Linked DNA regions of Homo sapiens: region 2 is linked to region 1. Evidence: chromatin loops called from intact Hi-C (ENCODE). Cell type or tissue: gastrocnemius medialis. All regions are shown on one strand. Each heading gives the region's core, and the rest is flanking DNA. Links, peaks and the distances in the headings are about the cores only. Region 1 overlaps UTRN (utrophin). Region 2 overlaps UTRN (utrophin).

What was found. Peaks named below come from ENCODE experiments on the same cell type or tissue, not always from the same donor. Only the 100,000 strongest peaks of a DNase experiment are listed, where the experiment ranks them.
Region 2: a loop joins it to region 1, with 2.8 times the contacts of the local background. A loop is called at or near these places in 6 of 110 quality-filtered maps.

The regions. Positions count from the first base shown.
Region 1 is chr6:144,473,678-144,481,586 of GRCh38, reverse strand. UTRN (utrophin) reads right to left here. Exons shown (of 75, transcript NM_007124.3): 24 at 7,754-7,867; 25 at 6,828-6,983; 26 at 1,605-1,775. Among named protein-coding and RNA genes, the nearest start is that of SNORA98, 72 kb to the right of the region's middle. RefSeq lists an enhancer at 7,383-7,909. In gastrocnemius medialis, for the core only: no CTCF peak of the experiment used is centred there; a DNase peak (open chromatin) is centred at 2,886; H3K27ac peaks cover 877 bases.
Region 2 is chr6:144,330,057-144,337,965 of GRCh38, reverse strand. All of the region lies in intron 2 of UTRN (utrophin), which reads right to left. Among named protein-coding and RNA genes, the nearest start is that of UTRN, 49 kb to the right of the region's middle. RefSeq lists an enhancer at 6,035-7,234. In gastrocnemius medialis, for the core only: no CTCF peak of the experiment used is centred there; DNase peaks (open chromatin) are centred at 3,435 and 3,735; H3K4me3 peaks cover 685 bases; H3K27ac peaks cover 1,331 bases.

The DNA of each region.
Region 1 (7,909 bases), core at 1,819-4,318:
TTATCACTGGAGGGCTGAGCAGATTACACTGTGATAAATATATTTTCACAAAAATTGAGGTACACTATGGTAGAAGTATCTTTAAAAGTTCTCTAAATAATTTAAGCTTTTTAAAAAATTATAGAACATAGGCACATGTATCCTTCTGCTAATTAATAGCATTTCAATGATAAAGTTAGACTGAGATGATCTGATCCAGAAATAGCTGTTTCTCAGTGCTAAGATAAACAATCTGACATTCAGGAAAATCAACCTATCAGGTTGGTGCAAAAGTAATTGCAGTTTATGCCATTACTTTTAATGGCAATAAATACAAATAAAACAGTCTTTCACTTTCCCCTTTACTTTTCTCTACTACTTAATGGTTTTGAACTTCCTTAGATTGGGGGAAAGTAATTAAGTGTAGTGGTTTTGTAAGTCCTAATGGCTGTTTGAAAGAATAAAAATAAATAAAATGTTGCCCAATCAAATATTTAAATATCATTTTTCTCAAATCTCATCTATAGCAACTTTTAAAATCCACAGAACTACAATGCCAATAGTGTAAAGAAAGACAATAAATGAGACAATTCTTAACATGGTAGCCTATTTTAAAATACCTTATGTACTGAGTATTTTTAAATCTTTCAAAAAGAGCTACACTAAAAAAGATGTTTTAGTGAAAAAACAACTTCCAACAAGTCTCCTGTCATATTTACTTTGATTCATGTATAATAATGTATGAATGTCATATAATCCCTTTTTTGAAAAAAATCACAGATTTTTGCTTTAGTTACACTTCTAGGTAAGTTAACTTTGAGGTAAAACATTAGTCACTGTGTTGCTTAAGCTTACAGGAAAAAAAAGCTTTGAAAACACCATCTCCTTTGGCTTGAACATTCAAGGACAGTTGAAGCTGTGTTAGAAATTTGGGAATGATGCCCAGTTCTTTTATTATATATAAAAAGAGAGTGTTCAAGACTATCGACAGAGGAGTACAAGTTTACAGGAAATGTATCCAGTGGATCCAACTAATATGAACTCCCCGATGCATTCCTACCGCTATTCCTACCTGCTCTAATGAAACGTCAGTGTTCATATGTGCCGTATGTATTAACTGGAAGATTAGTAACAGGAAAATAAGAATAAACCTCAGACAACTTGGGAGGTCTCTTTTGTTCCCCTTACAAAAAATAACTCTTTGTGAAAATGTTTGGAAATAGTGATGAATGCAATTAATGCCACTGGATTGTGCACTTAAAAATTAAGCTGACCAATGTTATATGTATTTACCCCAATTAAAAAAAAATGATCATTCTTCCTCATGCCCACTACCAGAGGTTTTTAAGTCATTCTCTGTAGCCTCCCAAAGGTCTAACTTAAGAGCTTGTCTCATGGGCCCTCATGGACTCAACTCATGGGCCAAGCCAAATATGTGGACTCCTGGCTTTCTTCCCCTGCTAAAATTAGAGCAGCTACCCTGTTATGTTTTTTTAATTCAAAAACCTACTGTGAAAGATGCTACATGCACATAGTGTTTGACAGATAGACAGATGATTGATGTGCTGGTTTTAAAGGGAGGAGGGAGGCATGAAGCCTGTTGGCACTGGTCGTCCCCGCCTCACCTTCATCTCTTCCACAGCACTCTCAAGCTCTTCTGGTGACTTGTACTCAAAATCCCGCTCCAAATATTCTTCCTCGGCCTGGGTCATCCATTCCTGCATCTCTGCCAAGTCTTTCTTCAGGTTCGCAGCTTTTTCTTGACTTTCAGACAACCTACTTTTTTGAGTAGCGATCTACAAAGGAAAAGCCATTCCCCCAAATAAACAAATGTTAATGTGTTCAATGTCAAGTTTTAGCTCTTAATATTTAAAGGCACAGTAATAACTTTCCACAACGAATTGCATGCTTTAAAATTCAGATAAAATCTCATACATCTCATGCTAACGCTGTGGAATATAAGCAGTAATGAAAATAATCTTAAGACTGGGATTCCACACCACATTTGGATAATACTCTTATCTCGAAATAGCTATTATAATTTTGACAATGCATAACTGTTGACTGTAATCCCAGATGTAGGAATCTAATCTATAACAGTAAAAGCACATATATGAAGTAAATTTAATGTAGCACTACTTATAATGGAAAAAAGAAAAAAGAAAGCAAAAACAAAAAATCTAGAAGCCAGTCAGTCTTGGTGGCTCACACCTGTAATCCCAGCACTTTGGGAGGCCACGGCAGGGGGATCACCTGAGGTCAGGAGTTTGAGATCAGCATGGCCAACATGGCAAAACCCCATCTCTACTAAAAATACAAAAACTAACCAGGCATGGTGGTGCATGCCTGTAGTCCCAGCTACTTGGGAGGTAGAGGCGGGAGAATTGCCTGAACCTGGGTGGCAGAGGTTGCAGTGAGCCGAGATCGCACCACTGCACTCTAACCCAGGGAACAGAGCGAGACTCTGTCTCAAAAAAAAAAAAAAAAAAAAAACCCCTAGAAGCAATCAAAATGTCCATTTTCTTCTTTTTAACTGCACTTCCCATTAAGATTTCACTTTTAAAAAGCAGGGAGGGAGAGGCTGCTATTAAAGATGTCATAAGACACCGCTCTATAAAATTTTGGTTTTGATGTCTACTATGTTTGTATATGCCACACAGACACAAAAAAGTTACAGTAAAAAATAGATAGTTGTCTGATTCTGATTCAGTAACTTAGTTAAAAATTTTGGAGAAGTCTAGAAATATTTTCAGAGCACTCCTCCCCATAACGACAAACTGACTTCTACTGTGAGAGAAGGCGCCGTTCTGCAGTCACAGTCCAACCTCTACTTGGCAGGTTCAGCCTCATGCTCAAATTAAACGCCACAGTAGTGGCCACCCTGCCAGGGCCTGCTTGGCTGCTAGGTGGATAGTAACCAAAGGCCAGCACAGGAGCTGGATGGTTCTCACAGAAGTTAGAGTTAAGCAAGAGACAGAGGCTTTCCCAGTCCCTCCCTCCAAACAGGATCTCCGGCATAAAAATAGACAGGACCAAACAAGAGCTTTTCTTCCACTGTCCCCACAGGGTAACCAAGGAGCTGATGCCAGCAACACTCACAATCCCATTCCCAAGCCTGGCTGATCATCAGGTTAACCTGGTCAGCTTTTCATAAAAATACATGCACACACACAGAAAGAGAAAGAGAGAGACAGAGATTCTTGGGCCCCATTTCCAGAAAATTCTCTGTATGTGTACTTCTTGAACACTAGTCAGCAATATAATTTTCACAGATCCAAAAAGAAATGAAGAAAATAAAGACACTACCATAAGCTTAACAACAACAAAACACCCTCAAAATTATCTTTAATTATCCTGAGAATATATACTTTCTATTTTTTGGCATTAAAATGTTCCTTTTTTTCAGGATATCATGAATATAATAGATGAAATAGACTATCTTTGTTTGTTGATTTGTTTTATATGCCTGTTCTTTTTAGCAAAATGAAAATTTGGCAAAATTATGTTTGTCCAAAACTACTTCAACATTTGTACTAGTCAATGCAATGCAATAGTCTGGAAATGCTCTAGATAATTATTCACACATGTGGTTACCTCCTTCCTGAGGACACTTTAAATTTCCCATATATTTATTCCTGTATTTTGAATCAGTAATTCACAATGAATTATTTGTCACCATATGTATGTGGATGGATGGATAGATAGATAGATAGATAGATAGATAGATAGATAGATAGAGATACAAACTTCTAATTATCACCTTCCTTGATCCTCATTGCCACTTCCAAACCATTTTCTATTTCCTCAAAAACCCCAGTTCCTTAAGGCACATGCCATCAGATTATAGCACATTGAGAAAAATTTGAATTTAGCTAGGATAAGAGATGAGAGTATAACATTATTAGTTTCTTAAGTGTGATCATAGTATTGTGGTTTTGCAGAAGAATGCCTTCATGCTTGGAAAATCATGCTAGAGTATTTAGGGGTGAAGTGTCATGATGTTTTCAACTTACTGTTCAAAAGTACCAAAAAAAAAGGGTGTGTGCGTGTGTGTGTGTGTGTGTGTGTGTGTGTATAAAGAGAAAGGCAGAGAGAGAGAAAGCAAATGTGGTAAAACATTAGCAAGTCTCTGAATGGATGGATATACAGCTGTTCCTTTTTATCATTCTTTAACTTTTCTTTACATTTGAACATGTTCAAAATAAGTTGGGTAAAACAATAAACACAAAGCAAAATATTCAGTTATGCAAATATAAATTTTTCTGATACAAACATTAGCCAAAAGCATTTTATTAAGAAATACGTACTATTTACGTGACTGTGGGGTAAGCCTATATTTCATATTGACTTCTATTTTTCACTGCTTTGTCACTCACTTCAGCTATATATAGCCTCACTATTATTCCACTAATAAAAATCAAAGCAATTGGGAAAGAATACCTCCCAGTTCTACTGTTCCCATATCATTTCCTCCCTTCCATTACCACGGAGAAACCATATCTCTAGCAACATCTTCACTTAGACGGTGGATCTCATCCTCGCATAATCACAGACTTCACTTGATAAATTCTCCTATCTCAATCTCTTTCTGCACCATCATTTTTTTTCTAAAGTGAGGTCCTCTTATTAATATCTCTCATTTAATATCTCTCATTATTAAAAATAACAAAACCACCTCTTTGGATTCCCATCACCAGCACCCACCCATTTCTCTGCTCCCCTGAAGACAGAAATTTCTCAAAGTTGGTTATGCTTGGTGTCCCAGCTCCTCAGTTCCCATACCCTCCTCGAACTATCCACTATGACTTTTTTCCCACCAGTTCATTGACCCTGCTTTCTCAAGGTTATTAAATGCCTCCTTCTTATCAAATTTAAAGCTCGATTTTCTGTTTTGATTGGCCCCTGCAATCCTCAGCATTAGGCCCTGTGAAAAGTTTTCTCCACCTAGCATTTGGGACCCCACATTCCCCGTTACTGATTTTTCCTCCTTAGCTTCTAGCATCAAATTTAACCCTTCCAGAATGGTAGTCATCATTTCACCTACACCCACAGAAGCTTCTCCTTCGTTATTGCAGTAAATGACACCACAATTCACACAAAGTGGAAGCTTTGTAAAAATCCTGAGTCATCCTTGACCATTCACTTTTTCTTCTATCACACATCCAATTCTTTCCTTAGGTCTCTTCTTTATTTTCAAACCTAATATTTCTCATGCCCTCCATCACTACTTCGTTAAGCCTCCCTAGTGTATGGGTCCATCCTCTCTCTCCAAGCCTGCAGTAACCTTATAAGAATTCTTTCTGTTTTCATTCCTGCCTTCCCAGAGCAAACTATTCACATGAAAACCAGAGAGAGGCCGAGTGCAATGGCCCATGCCTGTGATCTCCACGCTTTGGGAGGCTGAGGCAGGAGGATTGCTTGAGGTCAGCAGCATCTGACCAGACTGGCATCTGGTCTCAAACTGCTGACCTCAAGCCATCCTTTTGCCTCAGCCTCTAAGAACCCCATCTCTACAATTTTTGTTTTTTTTTTAAGACAGGATCTGGCTCTTTCGCCCAGGCTGGAGTGCAGTGGTGCAGTCTCAGCTCACTGCAACCTCCATCCCCTGGGCTCAAGCCATCCTCCCACCTCAGCCTCCTAAGTAGCTGGGACTATAGGCGCACACCACCATGCCCGGCTAATTTTTGTATTTTTTATAGAGATAAGGTTTTGCCATGTTGCCCAGGCTGGTCTCAAACTCCTGAGCTCAGGCAATCCACCCACCTCAGCCTCCCAAAGTACTGGGATTACAAGCATGCACCACTGCATCTGGCTCAAAAATATTTCTAAAATTATCTAGGCATAGTGGTGAACATCTATAGTTCCAGCTACCCAGGAGGCAGGAGGACTGCTTGAGCCCAGGAGTTCAAGGCTGCAGTAAGCTAGGATTGTGCCACTGCACTCCAGCCTGGGTGATACAACAAGATACTGTTGCTAAAAAAAAGGAAACAAAACAAAAAGCCAGAGTGACCTTAAAAGATCTATATCACATGTCACTTCCCTGTTCAAAACCTTCCAATTGCTTTCTGTGTAATATCATACTTGAAATAAATCCCAAGTCCTTTCCTCCAAGGCCATAGCTAATCCATCCTCTGCCTACCTCTAACCTCAAATATTCCCATTCTCCAACTCACTAACTCCTCTCTGTTTTATTCCAGCTACACTGCCTTCATTCTTTATTAAACAGACCAAGTTCATTCCCACCACAGAGTTTTAAAGCCTGCTATTCTCCACGCCTGAATGTTCTTATCTGAACCTTACAAGGCTCATCTCTTACTTTACTCAGTTCTTTATTCAAACATCCCCATCTCAGAAAGTCCTTCCCTGACCATCCTATTTGAAATAACCCACCTAGCCCTAACTCCTTGCTACTCCTCCATGATATTATTCATTATCCATCTGCCTCACTAGAATGTAAGCTCCTTAAGAGGAGTTTCTTCTTCCTTGTTCAATGCTGTACCTGCAGTGCCTAGAATGATGCTTGACAGGTGGCAACTGATTAAGAAATATTTGCTAAGTAAATAAATGGTCCCACTCAAATGTCTTAGGGGTAAAGCAAGTGTCATAAATGTGTTTCAAGCCAGATTTAAGACAAGAATGGATAAGCCCTGAGCCAAACTGGACAATCAGCACCCTCTCTTAATTTAAAAAATGATGCCTTTTTTTTTGGCCCCAGCTCACTACCCATGCTGGAGTTATTCTAGACCATCGTTTTTCAAACTGGATGGGTCATAATACATTTAGTCAGCTGAGAGAAGCTACAGTCTACATCTCCTGAAAACCGTAGGTAGTAAAGTTGAAAAACTCACCTCCTTGCTAAGTTTCTCCAGTTGAGTTTGGTAGTCACCTAGTCTTGTCTGCACCCAAGTTTTTATTCCAGCAACTGGACCACTTCGAAGATTAGTCTCTATTTCCTTCATGTTTTTCAGAGATGATTCAATTGTTTCTATTTCATTAACAAATGCCTAAACACATAAAAGATGCATGTTGAGTTCATTACTATATAAGTGGATGCCATAATTATAGTTTGTCTGCTTATCTCCCTGCAAATATTACACAAGCAGACTGCTTAAGAGTCAGTACTTCTAACTACTTAAGAAATATTGTGCCTTAAGAAACTCATTTCACCTGGGTGCTTGATATAGCCATCTGCCAAATTAGACTGGAAATACTTGACTCTCAGAAGGGAATAGCCTTTTAATTAATGTAGAGAAGCCTGATGATTTCACCAAATATAAACTGCATGCACTATTACTAGCAAATTCATTTCTTGTTTTTTGTTTTTTTAACACTTTAAGTTCTAGGGTACACGTGCACAACATGGAGTCATTGTATATTGCTTTTCTTGTGCCACATGGTGAGGATTTAAGAAAAACATACTTAAATGAATTTGATGAACAGACACTTCTCAAATTCATTTGTTAAATATGTTTTTCTTAAATCCTCACCATGTGGCACAAGAAATGCAATATACAATGACTCCTAATGAACCAAAATTGTTCTTGTTCTCTATTCTATAACCTCTCAAAATTCTATAACCACGTCCAGAAATAAAAACTTGAAGAATCTGTCATTCTTTTATTAGCTATAAAGTCATAAAAGCTTTATGATGAAAGATATTTTATCTAGATGTAATGCTATGCTATATTCTCACAATTTTAATAATAGCAGCAAATAACATAGAAAAAGAACAAAATGTTATTTATGACAAGTTCCCCAGATCAGCAGAACTCACAGAGCACTGGTCTAACTGCCTCTGTAGACCTGCGTCGTCTCCTTGGGCAGCCTGCTGTTTCATTAAGAAGTCTTTCACGCCATCCATCCACTTCTCAATGACTGTTGAATCGGCCTAATCGAACATGATAACAGAGGGGGATATTACTTCGTGACG
Region 2 (7,909 bases), core at 2,689-5,188, 140 kb after region 1:
GAGAGAGTTAAATCGAAGCCGCCATCATCAAAGAGCTTAGAAAATATTCCAGGCTGGGCGCAATGGCTCATGCCTATAATCCCAGCACTTTAGGAAGCTGAGGCGGGTGGATCACCTGAGGTCAGGAGTTCGAGACCAGCCTGGCCAACATGGTAAGACTCCATCTCTACTAAAACTACAAAAATTAGCCAGGCGTGGTGGCGTGTGCCTGTAATCCCAGCTATTCAGGAGGGTGAGGCATGGGAATCACTTGAACCAGGGAGGCAGAGGTTGCAGTGGGCTGAGATCACACCACTGCACTCTAGCCTGGGAGACAGAGCAAGACTCCATCTCAAAATAATAATAATAATAACAATAAAGTATTCCAAACCACACGGAGCCAGACCTCAGACATAGATCTTAAATAGCTGCCAATAAAAGCAGGGAAATCATATTTAAGTATTGGTTTCATTTTCTAATGTGGAAACAGACAAAGACACCTACTTGGAATGATGAATTAAAAAGAAAACTCCTAGAAGTTGTATTTCAGGATTAAATTATAACCTTTCTCAAGAAAGCTGCATGCAAGTAGTGAGATTAAAAGGGAGACAATAATCGCACCAAAGCCCTTAATGAGGAGGTAAAGAGAGGTAGTAATAGGGGCACACAGCTTCTCCCTCTACCAGGAGATAGAAGGAGTAGATAGAAGGAGTGTGCTAAGAGGGGAGAATTCAGGGTTTCCTCCCAGGGTGGCCCTCCTCTCACATGTGTGTGTGTGTGTGTGTGTGTGTGGTGTGTGTGTGTGTGTCTGTGTGTGTGTGTCTGTGTGTGTGTGTCTCTGTGTGTGAGTCTGTGTGTGTGTGTCTGTGTGTGTTGTGTGTGGCAGGGTTTCTCACTGGCAGTGTTGCTTCTAAACAGAAGTGGCAGCTGTCTGGAACCCAGTGGGTGAGGCCTCCAGTGGCTGACAGCGATCTGCAGGAGAACAGAAAAACACTACATGGAAGCCAAGTGATGCCACCACTTGGTAGAAACAGGGTCCAATCTGCCAGGGCCACAGGCGCAACCCTACATGACTGGCTGCTTAAAGCAGTCATCCCTGGGATGGCCCTTCCAGCTTAGAACTTCTCACTGTAGTGGCAGGAATGAAGGCCAAGAGTTCTTCAGGGAGGCAAGAATTGTCATTTAAGGCAACAGTGAACGAAATTGATAAAAACAACCCAAATACTTCAAAAAGAAAGGAATTTTAAAATATTACTTTAAAAAAAAAAGAAAGAGGGAGTAATTTTTCTGGACTGTCTCCATAATCTGTTTTTATAAATCAGGTGGCAACCTGCTGGGCTGTGGAACAAAGGTCAGCAAGTGAGTTTTCTCGAAGCACACTTGCTGTCATAGTAAGGAAAATTTTTCTAGTTTCTAGTGAGCTCTAGAACTTTCAAGCTTCATGGGAAGGTGTGAAGAAGAGACACCTAGAAATTATTCTTTGGTGTTGGCAGGAAAAAAAATGTGTCCAAGTGTCCTACAGGGCCACCAGCCTATGAACCCCAATGTGGTCTTCATAATATTTTGTTCCTTGGTCACCTACAGTCACAATCTCTACCTCAGAAAACTTGTGCCACTGCCTGTCTTCTGGCTGGCTCTCCACAGGTGAGTGTGCTGACGTCCCCAAGCCCTGAAGGTTGTTTACTGTCATTCAGCTTGCCCGTGGCGATGTCGGAGTCTGGATTGAAGTTCCCACCATATCAGGATCACCCTCCATGAGGCAACACTTTCCCTACCTACAACCTGTCTTCCACTGGCCACCACCTGCCGCAGCCCAGCAGACACACCTGTAGGCATCTCAGCCCTGATCACAGCATCTGTGTGCTTCCTCTTGCAAATGCCCACATGCAAATCTGAGGATGTTGGCCACTCAGAAGATGTGGGTATTAACATGTGTGAGTCATCTGTAGATCCTGCCGCAGCTGGTACCACACAAAGATAGTCCTGTCTAAACTATGGGCACACCCACCCACTCTCATGTGTCCTATCTCTACTTGGGAATGAGACATAATCATCTACTTGTGACAACTTAGAGCCAAGAGTGAGGAGACAATGAAGAATATAGGTGTTCATTAGACAGAACTGATGCTGAGGAACTGACCAGAGGTATTTCAAATCAGCTCCAGGGTTTCCAAGATGATATAAAGACAGTTCCAGGATGATATTAAGAGGTGGTCAGGTAAGAACTAGAGAATTCAAGTCACAATTATCACTTGAGAGTTTATTTATGAGCCACGAGATTCAGCAGTGGGTTCACAGTGCCAGAGTTCCTGGAAAGAGCATTTGAGAGAGCCAGGCAGCTGATAGGTTTAAGCAGTGCCTACTCTGTTCCATGCAGTACAGCAGTGAAAGAGCCGGTTCCCAGGCCAGGCAAGGCAAGTGCTATAGATGGAGAGTTGAGGGACCTGCCATATCATTGCCTCAGGAATCGGGTTCAACTACGGAGGCAGGTCAGAGCATGCCAAAAAGGGGAAAGGAGAAGTCAGAGGCTGAGGAAACAGGTGGGAGTGAGTGCTGCAGAGGCAAGACAGGCACAAACAACCTGTTATTAAAATGCTCTACAGAGTTGCAAAGGAGCGGGTGGCAGATGGGAGGAGGGAACTCAGAAACAATGTCAGAAGGTACAAAGGAGAAAGGGCGATCCAGAAATAAGACAAGAACAAAGCTGGGCTCTCTTATTCCAGGACAGTGGTCAACAAGCCATTCCTGAGTTTGCAAGTCAGGACCACTTATGTGCCATTTCACATTAAACTTCACTTTCCATGAAATTTTTCTCTGCCAGAGAATGTCCAGTAGTAAATCTGTCTATCTATAAAAGTATAAATAAATTAAACATGGCAAAGTTGGTTTTAAATAAGGAATGTTAGACTACCGTAACTTTCTGGAGGTTGTCAATGAACTATAGTACTGGAACTACGGATGTTCCTACTTGATCATCAGGATATAATTTGGTCTGTATTCACTTTTAGAGATCTCTGAACTTCAAAGTTCGTTCAATTTATTTTCACTGATGCCTTCAAAATTCTTAAAAGTTAAGTTGTGTCAATATTTCAACTCTCACTTGAAAAATGAGGTTATTGAGGTTTCAGGACACAAAGTAAAACACCAAATTCGTGCTGTGAGTGGATTTAAACCTCAGGGCCAGCTCCCAGCTATTGAGCCGTTCCTTCAGCCATAGCATGCATCTTGCAAAGCAGCTCCCTGGCTTTCGAGAGCATTGCCTGAACCAACATGAAGCCTAGAGATGTCAAAGTTATGTTTATGAAAGTAAATGATACTATGCAATACCTCCTGTCTTCCTCAGTCATAGCCAAACAGCAAATGAAGCCAAGAGGAAATACATGTTCCTCAATAGCAGTAAGGTTCCAGGTATCAGGTGGCGGCAGCAGCTGCTGAAAGCCTGTTCCACTTCACCCCTCCCCTAGAACCCCAAACTCGGGCACAAACCCACGCCTCAAACTCTTGAGGCTGCCCGGATTATGAGTCTTTCGGCGACAGATGACAGAGTGACGCAACACTACCACTCCCGGGGGCGCTAAAATCATAGCCTTGACGGAACAGGAAGGTGGTTACTCTTCACAGAAGCTACTAATCTGCTGCCCCCACCCTGCCTCACCACCCCCACCCCCCCCAAACACACACCGGAAAGAGGGAGGAGGAAAAGGAAATGAAAGCAAGTGACTCTAGGGTCTGGATTTCATATGCAAGAATAGCCAGCAACAGGTGCAGCATTCCGGTGAAATTAAGACACTCAAAGCACCATTTGCCTCCACAGCATAAAGAGCCCAGGCACAGAAACCCAACATTAGGCAATGATGTCAGAAGTGCAAATCATCATCATTCTCTAGCCAGCAGCAATTTTGTAGGGAAAAAAATAAAAGGGCATTTGTCTGTTGATACATAATTTCTTTTAATTTAGGAGTCCTCTCTTAAAATAGTTTGAAAATAATCTTAGCATCGATCATCAATGTACTTTTTTAATACCTAGTGACTATCACAGTGCCTAGCACATAGTAGGTGGGTGGATAAATATTTACTGAACGAATGAATAAAATGAGATATTTACTGAACGAATGAATAAAATGAGAGGTAAACAAAAAATTTTCTTCACAAATAAAGATAACCAAAATCTACACTAGTATATAAGTGTATCTTTTTCCCCATTTCTCCAAGAACAGAACAAAAGGTTGGAATCAGTAGCCAAGGACACTGGCTTCATCATGTTGTTGATGAACACATCAGGAGATGCAAACCGTCCACCCCTGGCTGAAACTGAGAAGCCCGATCTGCCACCCCTTGGGTGATCTATGCAGGGAATTCTCATCTGCAGAAGATCCAATGGGAAAAACAATCACAATCATTTAAGCAATCCACCTTTAGATTTTCCTTTCTTTCAATGTGCCATTTCACATAACATTTTTTTTACCTGGCATTATAAGAGAATTTACAAGATAAGTGTTGCTGTATGATCTTCTTCAACATGACAGAAATCATCAACTCATAATATGTTATGGAAAATGTCTTATACTGTGTGTGACATGCTATATGAAAAATCTGAATGTGAATAAGACGGTATAGAAATGAAGCTATTTTATGGGCTCTAAAAACTGACAGAATCAGTAGAGAACAAAGAGCAATAAAAATGAGCCCATCAATGGGAGAAGGTCTGTTATGGGAAGACTGTATTGAATTAAAAGGTTAATATCAGGCTGAGCTCAGTGGCTCATACCTGTAATCCCAGCACTTTGGGAGGCCGAGGTGGGTGGATCACCTGAGGTCAGGAGTTCGAGACAGGCCTGGCCAACATGACAAAACCCCATCTCTACTAAAAATACAAATACGAAAATTAGCCACGTGTGGTGGTGGGAGCCTGTAATCCCAGCTACTTGGGAGACTAAGGCAGGAGAATTGGCTGGAATCCGGGAAGTGGAGGTTGCAGTGAGCCAAGATCGCACCACTGCACTCCAGCCTGAGTGACAGAATGAGACTCCATCTCAAATAAATAAATAAATAAATAAATAAATAAATAAATAAATAAATAAAAGGTTAATATCAGCATGAGAACATTACTGATTACGTAAGTTGAAAGGTTTCAGTAAGTTAAAAATAATGATATTAATTATAAGAATAAAGTGTTCAAAGCACAGATAAGAGTAAATCACCAAAATTATCAGGTTTTAGAGAACTGAGAATATACATAAAAAATAGTGTCATAAATAACTTTACAAAATTACTATTAAAAACGGTTTGACTTAATGATACTCTTTGTTCAATTTTTTTAATCTATGAATTTTTCTTGTGTTTGTAACTTAAGTATTCTGAGTAGGAGTTCTCTCTTCCCTATATATTCAATTTAAAGAATCCTTAGATTTTTTCAAGTTAACTTCCAAAGATCCAAAATACTCCCACTTTGTTTTACTTTGAGGTAATACCCAAAGGTCTTGACTAGGGTTCTTAATGGAGATCCTAAGTGGCTAGTTAAGAATTACCTCAAATTTCAAAGAATAAACAGGAATAGCAAGTCTATTACAAATGCTTTTGTTCTTTTAAGTGACTCCGCCTTTTCATTCATTCATTCACTCATTCATTCATTCACAAGGATCTATCATCCCTACAGAACAGGCACCGTACAAGGCACTATGGACACAATCGTGAACAAGACAACCTTGGTCCCTGCCCATATGGAGAGCACAGTCTTGGGGACCTATCAACACTAAAGTAAACAAACAAGTGAACAAAAGCAATGAGCAATGGTGACAAGTGTGGATGGTGGAGACAACAGCACAAAATCTACTTCAGGTGGGTGTCAGGACAGGCTTCTCTAAGCAGGTGCAATTTCATCCAATGCCCAATCCCAGAAGGAGGAGAAGGAGATAGCCAAGAGCTGGGGGCCGGTATTCCAGGTGGAGGAAAGACCCTGTAAACAGAGGTTGTTCCCAGAGCTGAAAGCTGACCAGTGTGGCTGGATGGGGCAATGATGGACAGTGAGCAAGGAGGTGCATTATACATTTGAAAATGGCATCTCACCATATGATTCACTGAATATTTGCCTTTCCAAACACTTTCTCCTCAGCCTGGAATTCTTCCCTTCCACATTCCTCTCTACCACTTTGCAAGTCACTTCTCTGGGAAACATTCCTTGACCCTCTGAGGAAGAGCAAAACTCCGGGAGTTTATCCTTCCTGACCTGTGGTCCCACAGCACATAGTATGTATCATGAGCACACGTCTTACCACGCTGCTGAATCGCTGCGTTTGAAAGCCTGCAAGCAGAGATCTTGCTTGTCTGCCTCCCAGCAGCCTATCACGTAACTTGGCACCAGCAGAGAGAAATAAATGACAGTGAACGAACCAAGAGATAAATGGACAAATTAAATGGATGCAGGGGCACTAATTAACTACTCAATTGTTGGAGATTTGGAATAGCGCCAAGGTTACAGCTCCTTAACTCATTTACAGTTTAATTTCTACCCCATATGACTTTCATACAACAGACACTTTTCGGTAAATCTTTTTCCATCACGGAGAAGTGATGGAATAACTTTCATAGCGTATCATTAGACACTGGACCCAATCCATTCATATTCAACAAACACGCATTAAGTGCCAAGTTCTGTGCCAGGCTCTGAGGCTGACAGTGGTCCTATCCTAGATGATTTACAAGGTTAGTAAGCAAAATAAATCATATTTAGAAAATGTTTTTAATGACTGACCTTGTTAGATTCTTTACATGTAACTATCTTATTTCATGACATTATTTAGAAAAAACGTCTTTTAAAAACTTCCTAGGTCACCCAGAGGACAAAATAATTTAGAATCTGTTAACTCAGTAATTTTCACACTAATTATTGGCGGAGAGTCATGCCTCGGCTTCCTTTCAATGAACAGGTGGACAAAATTTAAGTAGCCACATTCTCAATGAGTCTTTACCTGCCTGTGACTGTCTGCCGTCTCCGTTTGTGGATTCAGATCTCACTTCCATTTCTCGTCGGCTCAGCGTGTCCTCCAAATGTAGTTAAGACTCCCAAACCAACAGTGCATGATTTCTGAAGTCACAAAGGGATGTGTACCCCTCGGCTGGAGAATGTGCTTTGATGGAGTCAAATTGAAAAACAGGGCCAAACAGTATGGGAACCGTGGATAGATGAGTTCCTCCCCAACTGCCCGGACCAGAATGGTCACATTCCTGCCTCTGTGAATAGCCCAATCCTGGTCTGCTCTGTCTGAGCCTCTGCCAGGTGTGGAGCCTGTCGCCTTAAAATCTGAAGACGTGTGACAACACTTATCTGCCTAGGAACAGCAAGGTATGCATTTCTACAAACACCACTGTTGAAACTGCTTGGTATACAGAGAAGCCAAGCACTTCCTCTCTTCTCAGGTTTTCCTTAGATTCAAGCCAAATAGAAATCTGAGTGAGGAAAAATGTTAAGGAATTTAGCTTTAGAAAAATTTGTTTTTATGTTTCTAACTCTTGCAAGAGAGCTTGTTCTCATCAATTTTATAACCTATTTTTCAACCTACATACTCCAGACTAATTCCTAATGCTTTTAGGGATCCATCCATTAATGCACTAAATAATACATGCCCTCAAACTAAGAGGTAAACCATGCCCCTTCAATCAGGATAAGAAATACTACTGAGTGAAATGCAGACTGCATCTTTCTGCCAATTTTAATCCACAGCCCTCTGCTCACTTCACTCCCAATCACCGGCCTCAATCAGGCTTTCTGTGGGCCAAGTTCTGCCAGCTTAGAGCCTGCACACAGCTCTGCCTTCAGCCAGTGCCCTCCACCACCTTGAACTATGGACTTGAATAGATTCCTCAAGAAGGCCTTCCCTGACCACTCAAACTATCACTCATTCCAGGTCCCTATGAAGTCCCCGAGTGATTT